Regions from separate parts of the Homo sapiens genome. Here region 1 is linked to region 2. Evidence: chromatin contacts called from ENCODE Hi-C or POLR2A ChIA-PET data. All regions are on one chromosome and are shown on one strand. Each heading gives the region's core, a stretch centred on a gene start or an enhancer-like site at or near the end of the contact. The rest is flanking DNA. Distances are from core to core; before and after follow the strand shown. Region 1 overlaps MBNL1 (muscleblind like splicing regulator 1). Region 2 overlaps MBNL1 (muscleblind like splicing regulator 1).

Region 1 (6,798 bases), core at 3,092-5,591, 41 kb after region 2:
AAAAAAAGTTTCAGGATGGACACAGTGGCTCATACCTATAATCGCAGCACTTTGAGAGACCAAGGCGGGAGTACTGCTTGAGCCCAAGAGTTCGAGACCAGCCTGAACAACACAGTGAGACCTCCGTCTCTACAGAAAATACAAAAATTAGCCAGGCATGGTGGTGCATGCCTGCAGTACAAGCTACTTGGAAGGCTGAGGCAGGAGGATTGTTTGAGCCCGGGAGGCCACAGTAAGATGAGATCATGCCACTGCACTCCAGCCTGGGCAACAGAGGGAGACCCTGTCTCAAAAAAAAAAAAAAAAATTGAAAAAAAAAAAGTTTCCACTGAAGAAGCCAAGCATAGAAATTTACTTTCCCAACAACTTATACATTCTATTATTCAAAAATAGCAAATAATATTTTATATGTTGACATACAATTTATTTTCATCCTAATTACTATTTGTTCCTCACAACTCTAAGAGATGGTTGGTTATATTATTTTGCTCATTTGTGAACAAATAAATTGAGGCGAGGCTTGCATGGTTAAGTGACTGACCCATTAAAATCCCTATGCTAAATAAATGGAAGAACCAGAACTCCAAATCAGCTCTTCTGATTTCAAATGTAAAACTTCATTCACGATACACGATACATGCTAGCAATTTAATACCAAACTTGGTAGAAATGACAATGACTACTAATATATACAACAGAAGCCAAAAGAAGGGAGAGAGATAGGGGGTGAGTGGGATTTATTGGAGGTACCACTACTGCATTGCTTGTGGTTAGCTCAGAGTGAGGTGTGTGTAAGTGAAGGAGAAACCCCTGAATATTGATTCTAGAGAAGATAAGATGGTCTCTTTTACAGAGCTGAGAACGGATGCTATTGCTCTTTTATGTCCATGGGGTAGACACTAAACATTAATAATGTATACCTGGAGACAAGAAAATTCTACACTTCAGATACAAATGTCTTCTCAATTAAGATTGTTAATCAATTTTGAATAGATTATGAAGTTCTAGATACTCCGTAGCTGATTTTGAAAGATTAATTGTCAAGGAAGTGGTCTTTGAGCATGATTTTTTTAAATTTATTCATCAGCCCTCCGAGCAACAGGAGCCTACATTTTCTTCAGAGCTTTTCTTAGAGAAGCTTAAAATATGTCTGCAGAAAACTTCCACGTAGGTAAAATGCAATGCCGCTTTAAAAGTATAAAACTGATGTATGCTGACTATGCACACAGTAAGACTGATCTAGATAAACTGCTAAAACAGTATCTGAAGAGCAATGAAGGAGACAGAATACTGTCTGAAACATTTCAAAGCAATATAGTCAGGCCAATTTTTTATCAGGGTGGTGCAAAAGTAATTTCAGTTTTTGCGATCTTTTTTTAAAACTGCAATTACTTTTGCACCAACCTAATTAACAGCTGATAAAACCATTAAAAATCTGTCAGAAAGAAAGCACTGAGGGTTTGAAATGACATAAAGGATTTTTTTCTTTTACATGTACTAAAGCTGTTCTCTATTAATATTGGTTACTTTTTGGCACAGAGAAATCACAAATATTAAGCTGACTTATAAAAAGAAAACCCAAAGTCAAAACAATTAAAAAAAATTATAATCTTGGTTCTGCTGTCTCAAAATATTTCCTTTGAGAAAAATTACAGGAGTGTGTTTCTCTAATTGTGCTTCTTTTTTTAGGTTTTCTTTCTTTGTTCCCTACTATCCTAGGAAAAGAAATGTTTTCCTTCAAGAAATTCAAATACATTCAACAGTAACTTTATTAAATGAATATATTCATTAACAATATATAATACACATAAAATATGTGTATTGATTATATTAACTGTGTATTGACCACCTTTTATATGTAGCCTAGATATAGCGAGAATACTTGGATCCAGCCTTTAAGAATTTGATGTTTAATTAAAGGTATAAAACTAACACACAAATAACTATATATAAAAAAGGAAGCGAGAAGTACACAGTAGAGGTAACAAGAAAGCTTGGTAAGTTAAAGAGAGAGGTCAAGGTTAGTTTCAAAAGGGATAAGAAATGGAAGGTTGGTCTGGAAGGACAAGTTTCATTTGGTTAGAGACAAAAAGGAGTAGAAATCCAAACTGTAGAAATCCAGACAGTAATGGCAGGGATGTGGGAAAGCACTGCATATCAACACTGGAAGAACTGGTCTGTATGGAACACCTGTATGTAATGGGGCTGGCAGAAGATGACCCTGGAACTTTGGGCTGAAGCCAAATCAGTAAGGGCCTTAAAGGCAGGCTAAAGAATTCAGCCTTCACTTTTTTAGTAATTGGAATTCACCCATTCAAGACTTCACCCAAGGGCAGAGTCAGTATATTTAACTAAACACCCAAAGGGCTAAGAATAAGACAGTGTATGGGATCTGAAGAAATCTTATTAAATAAACTCAGGACTTTTTCACTTCCTAAAGCTTCTGCTTCAGTTGCCAGGAAGCTGAGAGATAAATTTAGTGCTCAATTTCATCATAAGTACTTGTTTCATTTCTTTGCCTTCTAATTGATTAAAAACACCACCACCAACAACAACAACAGTCCTATCTGATGTGCACTTTACTTTTGTAAGCTTGATGGGGTATATATCACACGTAAATAAAATTAAAGTAACATTTGTCTTGATACCAGGGAAAGTTGTAGATGCAACACTTAGGTTTCAGAAGAGAGAAGGTAATTTATAATTTCCCCACCAAGTAAAGCTCATTCCCCAATAAACATTACAATGAAAGATGGCTGCATTGAATTAAAAAACTCAGTTACTGCAGTTGGTGATTGCTCTAAAATCTACAAGCACTGGGTTCAGCAACCTATCTTCCTGCCTGGCTGTCCAGTTTGACCTTCCATGTGAATCTGTGCTCCTATCATGATGCCAAAATGACCTTCTGAAACTTACAAGGCTTCCAAAGCTGCAGATATTTTCAGCTGTATCAGCCCTGGCTGTCACAGCATTCTGCATAGTGAGTGGCAAAACTGGAGCCTCCTGTACTGGCCTGACCTTTTAAACTCACAATATTTTGCTGCTACTCAAAATGAGTTTTCTCTTCCCGTATTATTTTGTGATGCTATTTCTCTTGTTTAATTGTAAAGCATTGATTCTAAGCATAAAATGGCATTTTTCTTTACATGAAAATAAAATCCTTCCTTCGTGCATAGTAAATCTAACATTGGTAGATGCTGTAAAATAAATATTTACTGGCATCTAGATGCTGTAAAATAAATATTTACTGGCATCTATAAATAATTTTTTTTTAATTATTGAAAATCTTGTGGCAACAAAACCTAATAAAATGTCACTATTTCTGCAATGGCCAATTTGAAAATTGAGAGATGTCTAAATTTTATAACTGTTTACTATCTGTTTATGTTTACCATTATGTATTCAATATCTAGCACAGTGCCTAGAATATTAAAAATTCAAATTAATATTAGGTGAATGTAACAGAATCTGCATGTTTAATATATTTCATTTACCACAGTACTATTAAACTGAAATACAGGTGCTTAATTTTCTTGCCAAAAAATTAGTATATTAGCATGGAATCTTTAATCTGAATACACACACACACACATGTCCCTAAGAATTCTTGGTACTTAAAGGTAAAATCATTTTCAAATCCATTGATATCAGGTCACTGACAAGCTGAAAACTGTTATATGAATAAGTTAAAACTTTAAATTTGCATAGGTATATTAGAATACCTTTATTTTGTTTCTAATTAGGGTCTGTGGATACTATATTTTCACAAGCCCATACTTGTATTCAATACAGGGAATCACAAAATGGTATCAATATTTCAGAGCAAATTTGTCAACTAACGCATTAGTTGGAGAATGGATCCCTTAGCTTCATACATTTATTCTATTTCATTTTTAGCTACAACTTGTGTACCACTTCACAATCATTTATGGAATATATATATAGACACATAGGGATATGACACAAAAACATGCACACATACACACATGGACATGCTCTAATTATTAAGGATTTGGGGGAAAGTGAGAAAAGTTTATCGGAAATCTCCAAGTGAATGTAGAGCTATTAAATTTTCAATGATATGTTTGTCTATTTTAATGTTGGCAACAGATTTCTATGTTTTAGTGATGAAAAAATGAATTGAATTACCCTAATATCTTCAATAATGCAGCTGAATAGATTACAAGAGCATTTGAAACTCTTTTGGGGCTCAAGGCACTTCTTAAAAGGTGCCATTCAGCAAAGCCATCCAACAGAGCAATTGACAGAGTGCTATGTCACTCAGAAGCGACATCAGAAACTTCACAGGTGGTAATGATTTTGAGTCTAAAAGTAGATTTTGCTGATCTTGGCGAGTGCTGGGGCAGAGGGTATTAGGTATGAGTAGAACTAATACTGAGCAAACCACACAGGCAGATTAGGCCATTTGATATACCCCTCCTTTCAAAGCTAGTGAAACTTCAAAGTCCATTCCATAGTCTGCTCTTTCATGACCATAATGCTTAAAAAAAACCTCTTCCACATCTTATCTTCTTCACTGAGTCTTTCCAGAATTAACTTGGAGTAGGTCCCAAATCTACATGCAATGAGTATTTGTGTGCCTAATTCATACCATACTGATGGAAATAAACAAGCAGAAAAACAGCAAAACTCCTGGGTTGAGATCTCAGCTCTCACAGTAGTACCTTATCATATGACCCTTGAGCAAATCCCCTAACCTTAATCTTTCCAAGCCTCAATCTTCTCACTTGGGAGCCAGAAAGATAGCAATGCCTAAATCACACAGAATTGTGTAAGAGCTATGGGATCACACATGTAAAATAATAAGTTCCTACGAAGAAAGTAGCTATTTTAATAATTACTAGAATGGCTAAAGCTCGAGTCTTTTGTTGTTTTGCTTTTATTATTTCACTTATGAATGGACCTTTTTCTATAGGCCATAAACTTCAGAAAATCAGAAACCATATTCTTAATTTGTCTTAAAAATTTCAATTAAAATCTTATAGTAAAACTTTATATGTAATGGGCTTTAAACAAATATTTATGAATAAAAATGAATAATAATAAGCAATAAAATCCTGAATTTTCTAAACTAGAATGCAGATTAAATCTTGGAAACAACAACACGTCACAGCTGAATGGGGTCTTATAGAAGAATATGCACAGTTGCACTTTCACCATTTCAAAGTCTGGAAGCTGGCCTACAAAATACAGCTTTATTTCCTGTGCAGAAAGAAAAGCTGGAGGAAAAAGAGAATCATGTGCATATTTAAAATTCTCTGTCATTAATGTTAAATACAACGCACCTCTCTCTGACTGATTTTTCTTTTCTGTTAACATAAACGTTAACCTGAGTGTTTTAACCTGCTTCCAATCAAGAATTTAGCATGAGGAAGATTCAGATGAACCGTATGTGCCCACCTTTCTCCAAAACTGCCAGCATCAGAAATAAATTAATTTCTTCTGTCTAGTCCAGGATGATACTATGCTGGCATCACACTTATTTACCAAATACTTGAACAGAAAAACTAAATGGTGTACATATCAAATCACATCATTTTAATAAATTATGAGTTGATTTTGTCTCTTCTCCAATATATACAAAGTATCTAAAGAGTTAACCTGTCTACCGAATGGTTTTAGGCAAATTCCACACTCTGCCCACAAACAGCTTATTCTTGGCTTCTTTGTGCCCACTTTGTTTTGCCCGTCCATTATTTGTGAATATTTCTATCACTATACTGGAAATTACTTTGAGAACAGGCACATCTTACCTCTTTTTCCTCCAAAGGGTATAGCATGATACATGGCACACTGGCACTGCAATCAATATTTGCTATTAAGGATGCTTTCTTTTGCAGCCAAAAGCAAAGACTTTCATTTTATATAAATAAATTTTTCTCTAAAAACACATAATCACATAATTTTATTTGCCATATGTTCTAAATAGCTCTATGAAGAGAGGAATTTGTTAGCAAAGTGACAGGTCTCCAACAGCACAACTCTACAATTAACAGCTTATCTTTTAAAGTCACAGGCTACATCACATGTAAAGTTACAGAGAGCAGAGACTGATGTATAAATTAGATGATGTAACATAAAAGCATAAAATAATCAAACAACCATGATCTATAAACTTTTGCCCCTATCATTTCTTGGTGAAAATTTTATAGCCTCATACTATTGGTGAGAAAGTACATTATCTTCAAACTTCACAAGCTTCCTCTGAGGGAATCCCAAATGGGTCTACCTACTGCGAAATGCACTGTTACAACATCATGATACTGCAACTCCATACCATATCTACTGAAGATGGGAGGCCTAGTTTGTTTTATTTTTTTTACAAATCCAAGAAACAGAGTATAAGCATTTGTCAAACGATACGCTATTTGTAACCCATCATCAAAGCAAAAAAGATGAAAATACATTTGACAGCCTTTTAAATAAAATTTCTATCTTCTTGACTTATGTCAGTTGTTGTATGGGTGAAGTTTTAAAATTACTATGTCATAAACATGCCACACTCATTCCCAACAGAATCATGGGATGGGGAGGGATGGGGTTGGGGAATGCTGGTTTTGAAGTATGAAAAGACCTGGCTTCTGTTCAGTTCGGCTGATCACCAGCTATGTGGATTTAGGCAAATAAGATAATTTCTCTAAGTCTGTGTCCTCTAAGAGGATGATGATTCCTGACTCACCGGCCCAATTCATTCATTGTCTACTATCACTACCAGGTTGTCTATCTGTTTTTTTCCAAAAACAACATAAGCTAGCAAGGCCTCACATAGAAAAGACG
Region 2 (6,920 bases), core at 3,206-5,705:
ACTTAAACCTAGGAGGCGGCGGTTGCAGTGAGCCAAGATCATGCCACTGCACTCAGCCTGAGTGACAGAGTGAGAGTCTGTCTCAAATAAAAAAAAAGAAAGAAAGAAAAGAAAAAAGCAGGGCTCATATCTACATCCTCAGGGACTAGCACAGAGCTTGATAAAAAAAGACAGATGCCCAATAAATATCTTCTGAGTAAATAAATTCAACCATACAGAGGCACATTAATGATAAACAAAAAGGAAGGAAAGAAAACTTTTTTGATAATATTACCATAGGAACAATGTTATCAAAACATATTAATCAAAAAAAATTAGGAGAAGCAATTCAAATAATTTATCAGCCGAGCGCAGTGGCTCACGCCTGTAATCCCAGCACTTCGGGAGGCCAAGGCAGGCAGATCATTTGAGGTCAGGAGTTCAAGACCAGCCTGGTCAATATGATGAAACCCCATCTCTACTAAAAATACACACAAAAAAATTAGCTGGGCATGGTGGTGCATGCCTGTAATTCCAGCTACTCGGGAGGCTAAGCCAGGAGAATCACTTGAACCCAGGAGGCAGACGTTGCAGTGAGCCAAGATTGCACCACTGCACTCCAGCCTGGGAGACAATAGTGAAACTCTGTCTCAATAAATAAATAAATAAATAAATAAATAAATAAATAAATAATTTTCCCAAGGGAAAAATTTTTTAGAAAAATTTACTGGCATCCTTGATTATATGTGTAAGCTTATTTAGATCTTATGTTAGAAGAGAATATCTGATTCTGAAAATTGATAAATATCATGCATTTTTTCCCTTTTTCTGATATAAACTATGTTTTGAAGTTGACCATTAGTTACTATGAAAAGATCTTTATGAAAAAAATTCTTGATAATAAACGCAGCAGAAATTATATAATTAAAAGTCACCATTTTTGCAAACTCTAAAAAATATCATGGCTACAAAATGATCAACAATGAGGTGAAATCATTGGATCCAAGTCTGATGGAGAACTTTATAAGGATTGGCCCAGGCCAATCTGATTCACTGATAGATTGCAGCATCATTAAAAGCAGGGATTACTAAAATTATGTCCTCTTGATATGATGAAATAGAAAGTATACAGAACCTTCCAGGAAATGTTCCCCCCAAATAATAATAAATAACATTAAAGTTAAACTCGACTCTAATTTTCAGTTTACAGAAAATAAGGATGATGGAAGAACAAGCTAAATGACACCATAGATGCTAACTGGAAAAACGTACCTATTAAAAAAGGACATTGCTGTGACAATCAGGAAAAGTTGAACATAAAGTGGCTATCAAATGATACAATAAAATTGTCGTCAATTTTCATAGATTTGGAAATGGAGTTATATTTAAAATAAGTTCTTAACTGTCAGAGATACTACTGAAGAAGTATAAGTGACATGATAGGATGTCTGAGACTTCTTTTAACATGCTACAGGGGTAAAAGGAGTGTGAAAGGTAACAAAAAGGGCAAAATGTTGGCTGATGCACATACGGATACATGCATACAAAATGCTGACTGATAGATATATGGAGGGGGTTGTTATATTGTTTCTCTAATATTATGTACATTTAAAAATTGCCATAAATTTTTTAAACTTAACAAACAAAAAAGACAGAAATCACAGGGGAAAAAAAAAAAGAATGAGTTCATATCTGGAAGAGCAATTAAGGATTTTTTTTTTTTTTTAATATTTCTAACCTGAAGTCACAAAACCTGGTTTACAAACAGGGCTTTGCTACTTACAATCTGGCCTAGATAACCTAAATCAATGTATTTGTACATAAATACATAAATGTCCATATCTGTAGCATGAAAATAATTGACTTACCTACTACAAAAATATATAGTATGTAAAAATTAACTATAAACTAAAAAAAATAAAATACAGATATCTTCAATATATTTTGTGTTTACCTTCATGTCACATGTGTATGCATTATCTCTTCAACCAAATAGTAAGGTCTCTATGAGTGAAGTCCATGTTCCATTCCTTTAACCAGCAAACATTCAATGTACACTTCTAGTCAGTCTACTACGTGTCAGGCATTTCTTACTAAGAGGTTAAGAACACAAAGGTGTAAGTCGTAGGCTGTGGAATCAAATGCAGAGATGGAGTAAGATACATAATTATTATGATTCATACTCCAAACTACATAAGCAAAGAGGCAAAACAGTTATGTGGCCAGGTCTAGAGTGAGGAGAAGCTTTCTAGAGGAGGGAATGTATGAGCCATATATAAACATGGAAAAGGTCTGCAAAACTCATGTAGGAAGAAAAAAGAGTCCCAGGCAGAAAGACCAAAAAACAAACAAAAACAAATGAAAAAAAAGCGGGCGGGGGGGGGCGGGTATGTGGCATTACATGGGAACATCAAAAGAAGTCATTTGCCACAGGTCAATGTGGCTAATAACTTGATGTGGGAGGTACTGAGTCTCAGTAGATGACCCACTGTACATGGCAAAATGCTAAGTACTTAGTAAGGGATCAATAAATATCTATTAATTAAAGTACAGAGAGATAACAGGTAGCATTATTTGAGTATTCATTCCAGGTCATTATGTATTCACTGAAATAAATGTGTTTCTTATTCAACCTCACATCAATCCCAAGGTACGTGCTATTATTATCATCCCCGTCTTACAGATAAGGACATTTGGGCACAGAAAAGCTAAGTAACTTTCCCAGTTACTCAGTTGGCAATTGGTATAGTGAGTGATGTTCTTAGGGTTTTAAACAACAAAATATCTGGAAATAAAATTCTACATGGCTATTCCTCATAATAAAAGTATTTTTAAAAAACGAAAAAGAACACTATAAACAGTGAGTGCTGCTAAAGGTTTAATAAGTGGTTGTCTAGGAGAGAACTATGGTTGCCATCTGCCAATTTCCAAAGTGTAAACGCTCTCACCATAGCCAATTTTAAGCTATCAACAAAGACATCATTGAACATGGAATTGGGAAGAGGTCTCGACATAAACCAGTTCCAGCACTCCACTGCCTGTAACCTTCAACAAGCTATACAGGCAGAGTGACTTTAACAGACTAACTACATGACCAGGAAGATAACAAGTAAATCAAAGAAAAGGTGCAAAACTGCTATCTCTCTTGTTTGCAAGACTCTGTATAAGTCATAGTCAATTTATATTTGAAATTAATAAACTCCTAAGGAATATAATGTGTGAAAGGCAATGAAAATGAATAAGTAATTCATAGACATTCCTCAAGGTAACATACATTTTCTATGAATGACAGTTGACATTTATAAAGTATTCTTTATATGTGATTAATGAACTGTGATTAGTAAGTGATTTCCTGCTAAACGATTTCTCCCTCAAGGGGCAACACAAGAGGATTTATTTCCAACTAGAGAAGTTGAAAATGAAAGCACAGCTGAAGGAAATGAAGTTATCTGGGTCAGCAACAGATACTGCAACCGAAAACGGGGATAATTTTTGCATACCCTGTGCTTTCAAACTGCATGTCATATAAAAGGTGTTGAATGAATAGTGATCATAAGAAAGGAGGGAACAAAACCAATCATAGAACTAGATTTTTTCACTAACTATAGTCAATAGCTGTATAACAACGCTTCAGTCAACAAAGGACCCACATATATGATGGTGGTCCCATAAGATTACAATGGAGCTGAAAAATTCCTACCACCCAGTGACATTTGTAGACATCATAACCTCATAGCACAACACAATATCTTTTCTACGTTTGAGTATGTTTTGATACACAAATACATAACATTATGTTACAACTGCCTACAGTATTCAATAGGATAACAGGCTGTATACGTTTGCAGCCTAGGAGCAATAGGCCGTACTATACAGCCTAGATGTGTAGTAGGCTATACCATTTAGGTTTGTGTAAGTATACTCTATGATGTACACACAACAATGAAATACCCTAATGACACACAGAATATATCCCCATTGTTAAGGCATGACGTGTGTGTGTGTGTGCACGCACGTGTGTGTACATATATATTTTTTAAATTATTTACAGTTAGTGACTACAGATATATTTATATAAAAGGGAGTTCAAATTATTCATATTTGTATGTTTACACTATTTCTTTAAAAAAATTCCTTTAGGTTATTTAACAATATTGTTGAATGAATAAGTCTAGTTAAATGAATTTTATATGGGTATAAAAGGGAGTTAGAATTATTACTATATTGATCCTATCACTTTTTTAAGTTCCTTTATCATTTAAAAATAATGTCCAATGAGTAAGTACATTTGGATAAATTTTGAATTAAATATAAAATCTATTTTTTACATAGAATGCAAATGTAATGTTAAAGAGAAGTAACCAGTAATTGCAAAGCAAAAAATGCAAATTCTACACAAGTTTACTTAGGCAGTTAGCAAACTGAAACCAGTATAACCCCATTTTTGGCATGTGGCAAGTCTGTTGCTGACCTGTTACTGAATCTGGCTCCCACAAACCGTCAGTCTATTACTTAACAGTATCCTGGCTTAAATAGACTCAATAAAACAAATGTAATTCACTAGCACTGTCTCATGCTTATTAAATTCATATGCAAAACAAATCCAAAATGTGCCTTGAGCCTTGTTAAGAGTCTATACATGTTGCTTTCTGTTGCTCTTCTTGTCACAGTAGTAGGATGCACAGATCTTTTATTAGGTCAATTTAACTATTGATTTCTACTCTTAGCGCTTAAAAAATGCCAGAAAAATGTTAACTTTTTCAGTCCACTGCTGCAGGGGAGAAAACCTCACAAAATTAGTGATTATAAATGAAAAAAATCAATCAATAAAACTGTCACGTAAAATAACTCATACCAATCTTGTTACATATCAAAACTGACATTTTTTCCCAGCCCAGTTATCAGACTGAGATAATATAGATGTATTTTTTAATCTTTGTGGTATCGTAATTAGAATAATTCAAGTTAAATGATTTTAGTGTTCTATATACAAGGCTAGTTTGCATTTCCGTGACATAGCCTTTCAAAAAGGGAGCTGCGTCAATTTTTAATGAAATGCATGACCTAATTTACAACTGTAATGACTATAATTAGTCTAATAGTTTGTGTTTTTTTAATCTTGGGGATGGGGCAAGGAAAGTTATGGCATGGGTCAGGAGCTATGAACGCTGGTGATGTACCACATTCTATTCCATTTTAAATTTAATACAAATAAAGTAATATTTATTGGAAGGCTACAATGTGTTAGGCTTAAGAAGACTAAGGCACGGCCTTATAAAGCTTCCAGACAGGGAACATGGAGTTAGAAACCTAACAGCAATGGTCTATATTAGGAGTATGACAGAGTTCTAATGTTTTTCTCTTGTCACTGCATTTTTATGCAGTACAAAAATATGGTTAAAAAAACTCTGTTTTCATTATTTTTTAAAATATCTATACTATAATAACATAACCTGGCTTTTAAAACAGTATCTAAAACAAGAATAAACAGTCTCTGTGTTTGGAATAGATTCTCTTAGGAGATTACTGATATGTCCAGATTTAAAAAACAAAGAACAACCATAACAACAACAACAAAACCTCAGGATAAAATAAATACCACTATCTCTTTCAGTTAGTTTGAAAGTAGATCTGAATACATTTTCTTTTGAAATTGACATGCCACTGTGTGCAATGCAAATAGGAAGCAAGATTGGAAATACACAAAGGCAGAATTACTGAGGAAAAAAAAATCCTTTAAAATTTGATGGAGAAAGGGACACCAGGCTTGATCTACTGTCTCTTGAGCATTTTAATAATTTCCCAACTTGCAAGATTAGAAAATTAGACCTGCTTCTCAATTACTAACGAATAAAATGAATGTAGAAGGAAGACCTCTACACTCATCTCTTTTAAATGCTGCATGAACAAGAGGCTCACTGTTCAAGACATTAAGTATTGCTTCATGGCAAGGGGAGATATTCTGTAAAGTTGTATCATTTTTAAGATTATTACCAGGGACTTACCCTCTCGGAAAACTCACCCTATTTGCAGAAAAAGATGACAGAACTAAAATAATGGATTAGCAGAACTTTACTCTCTAAGCAAATGACTTTTATAAAATCTGAAGTTCCCTGAAGAAGGCCAGTAAGTCTCAATGAGTAACATATCACAATGCTCAAGTGGTGATTGTAGCATTTGTTACCAGCTACATAATTACTCTATTCTAACTCTTAATGAGCCTGAAGTACTAAATTTTTAACTCCCCTGATGATCCTCTTCAAAGTGGATAAATGTAGGTTTCTCCTCAATCAAATATTTAATTGTCAGTACTACTGGCACCAACACACAATCTGGAACATTTTTTTACTCTCTAGAACTTTTCAGTTCTTCTAAAAATAGCTTATATCATACAGATCTTAAAATAATTGTTGGAGAGAAAAAATAAGGAGCAAGTTAATAAGTGGCAGAGTCTAGAGACATACTTCTTGGAAGCTTGGATTCTCTTTTCTACTTCAGATTAAAGATTAGAAGCAGAAGTTGCAACACTATAAAGTATTCACAGTTGGAAGACAAAACTTTTTTTCTAAAATTAGAGTATAGAGAAATTTAGGTGTAACAGAGATATAGGAATCCCTTGACAAATACCGTATGTCCTTGTTAGTGCTATTAGTTTGATAATAAAAACAATAATAATTATACTAATAGTCTGGTTCCCAGAATGTTCCTCTCGTAATAAACACCAATACTAATCAAAACTCTTTTCAATATTCTCGGTAGAGTCAAAAAAGATTAAAAAAAAAAAAAAAGAAAGAAAAAACTGATAATGTTTCTATCCTGGCAGTATCATTTCTCCCTATGCAACCTTTGAAAGCTAAATATTCTGTGTTAAGCTGAATAGTTTTCCAACAAAGCACCCTTATGAAAAGAGAGTTAATACTGTCACCAAAATAACTGTGTAT

The links. Hi-C counts contacts between places; a loop is a spot of excess contacts on that map. ChIA-PET counts read pairs that join two places held with the same protein, here RNA polymerase II (POLR2A). Pooled maps may share reads with other maps.
Region 1: a loop to region 2 is called in a map of natural killer cell, with 2.2 times the contacts of the local background. The contact joins two enhancer-like sites. A Hi-C loop is called at or near these places in 17 of 168 maps with a recorded cell type or tissue (B cell, CD4-positive, alpha-beta T cell, CD4-positive, alpha-beta memory T cell and 13 more), 6 of 37 single-sample maps with no recorded cell type and 17 of 50 pooled maps. POLR2A ChIA-PET finds 5 or more read pairs at or near these places in 28 of 52 experiments (A549, AG04450, BJ and 22 more).

What each region holds. Positions count from the first base shown.
Region 1 is chr3:152,279,139-152,285,936 of GRCh38, reverse strand. The region is part of intron 1 of MBNL1 (muscleblind like splicing regulator 1); the gene reads right to left. Among named protein-coding and RNA genes, the nearest start is that of MBNL1-AS1, 13 kb to the right of the region's middle. Within about 2 kb of position 4,341, at least 3 of the 41 ENCODE cell types and tissues checked have a DNase peak (open chromatin) inside an H3K27ac peak, as active enhancers do; they include CD8-positive, alpha-beta T cell, GM12878 and natural killer cell, where a contact is called at or near this core.
Region 2 is chr3:152,320,531-152,327,450 of GRCh38, reverse strand. All of the region lies in intron 2 of MBNL1 (muscleblind like splicing regulator 1), which reads right to left. Among named protein-coding and RNA genes, the nearest start is that of MBNL1-AS1, 54 kb to the right of the region's middle. RefSeq lists an enhancer at 3,687-3,736. Within about 2 kb of position 4,455, at least 6 of the 41 ENCODE cell types and tissues checked have a DNase peak (open chromatin) inside an H3K27ac peak, as active enhancers do; they include CD8-positive, alpha-beta T cell, GM12878 and natural killer cell, where a contact is called at or near this core.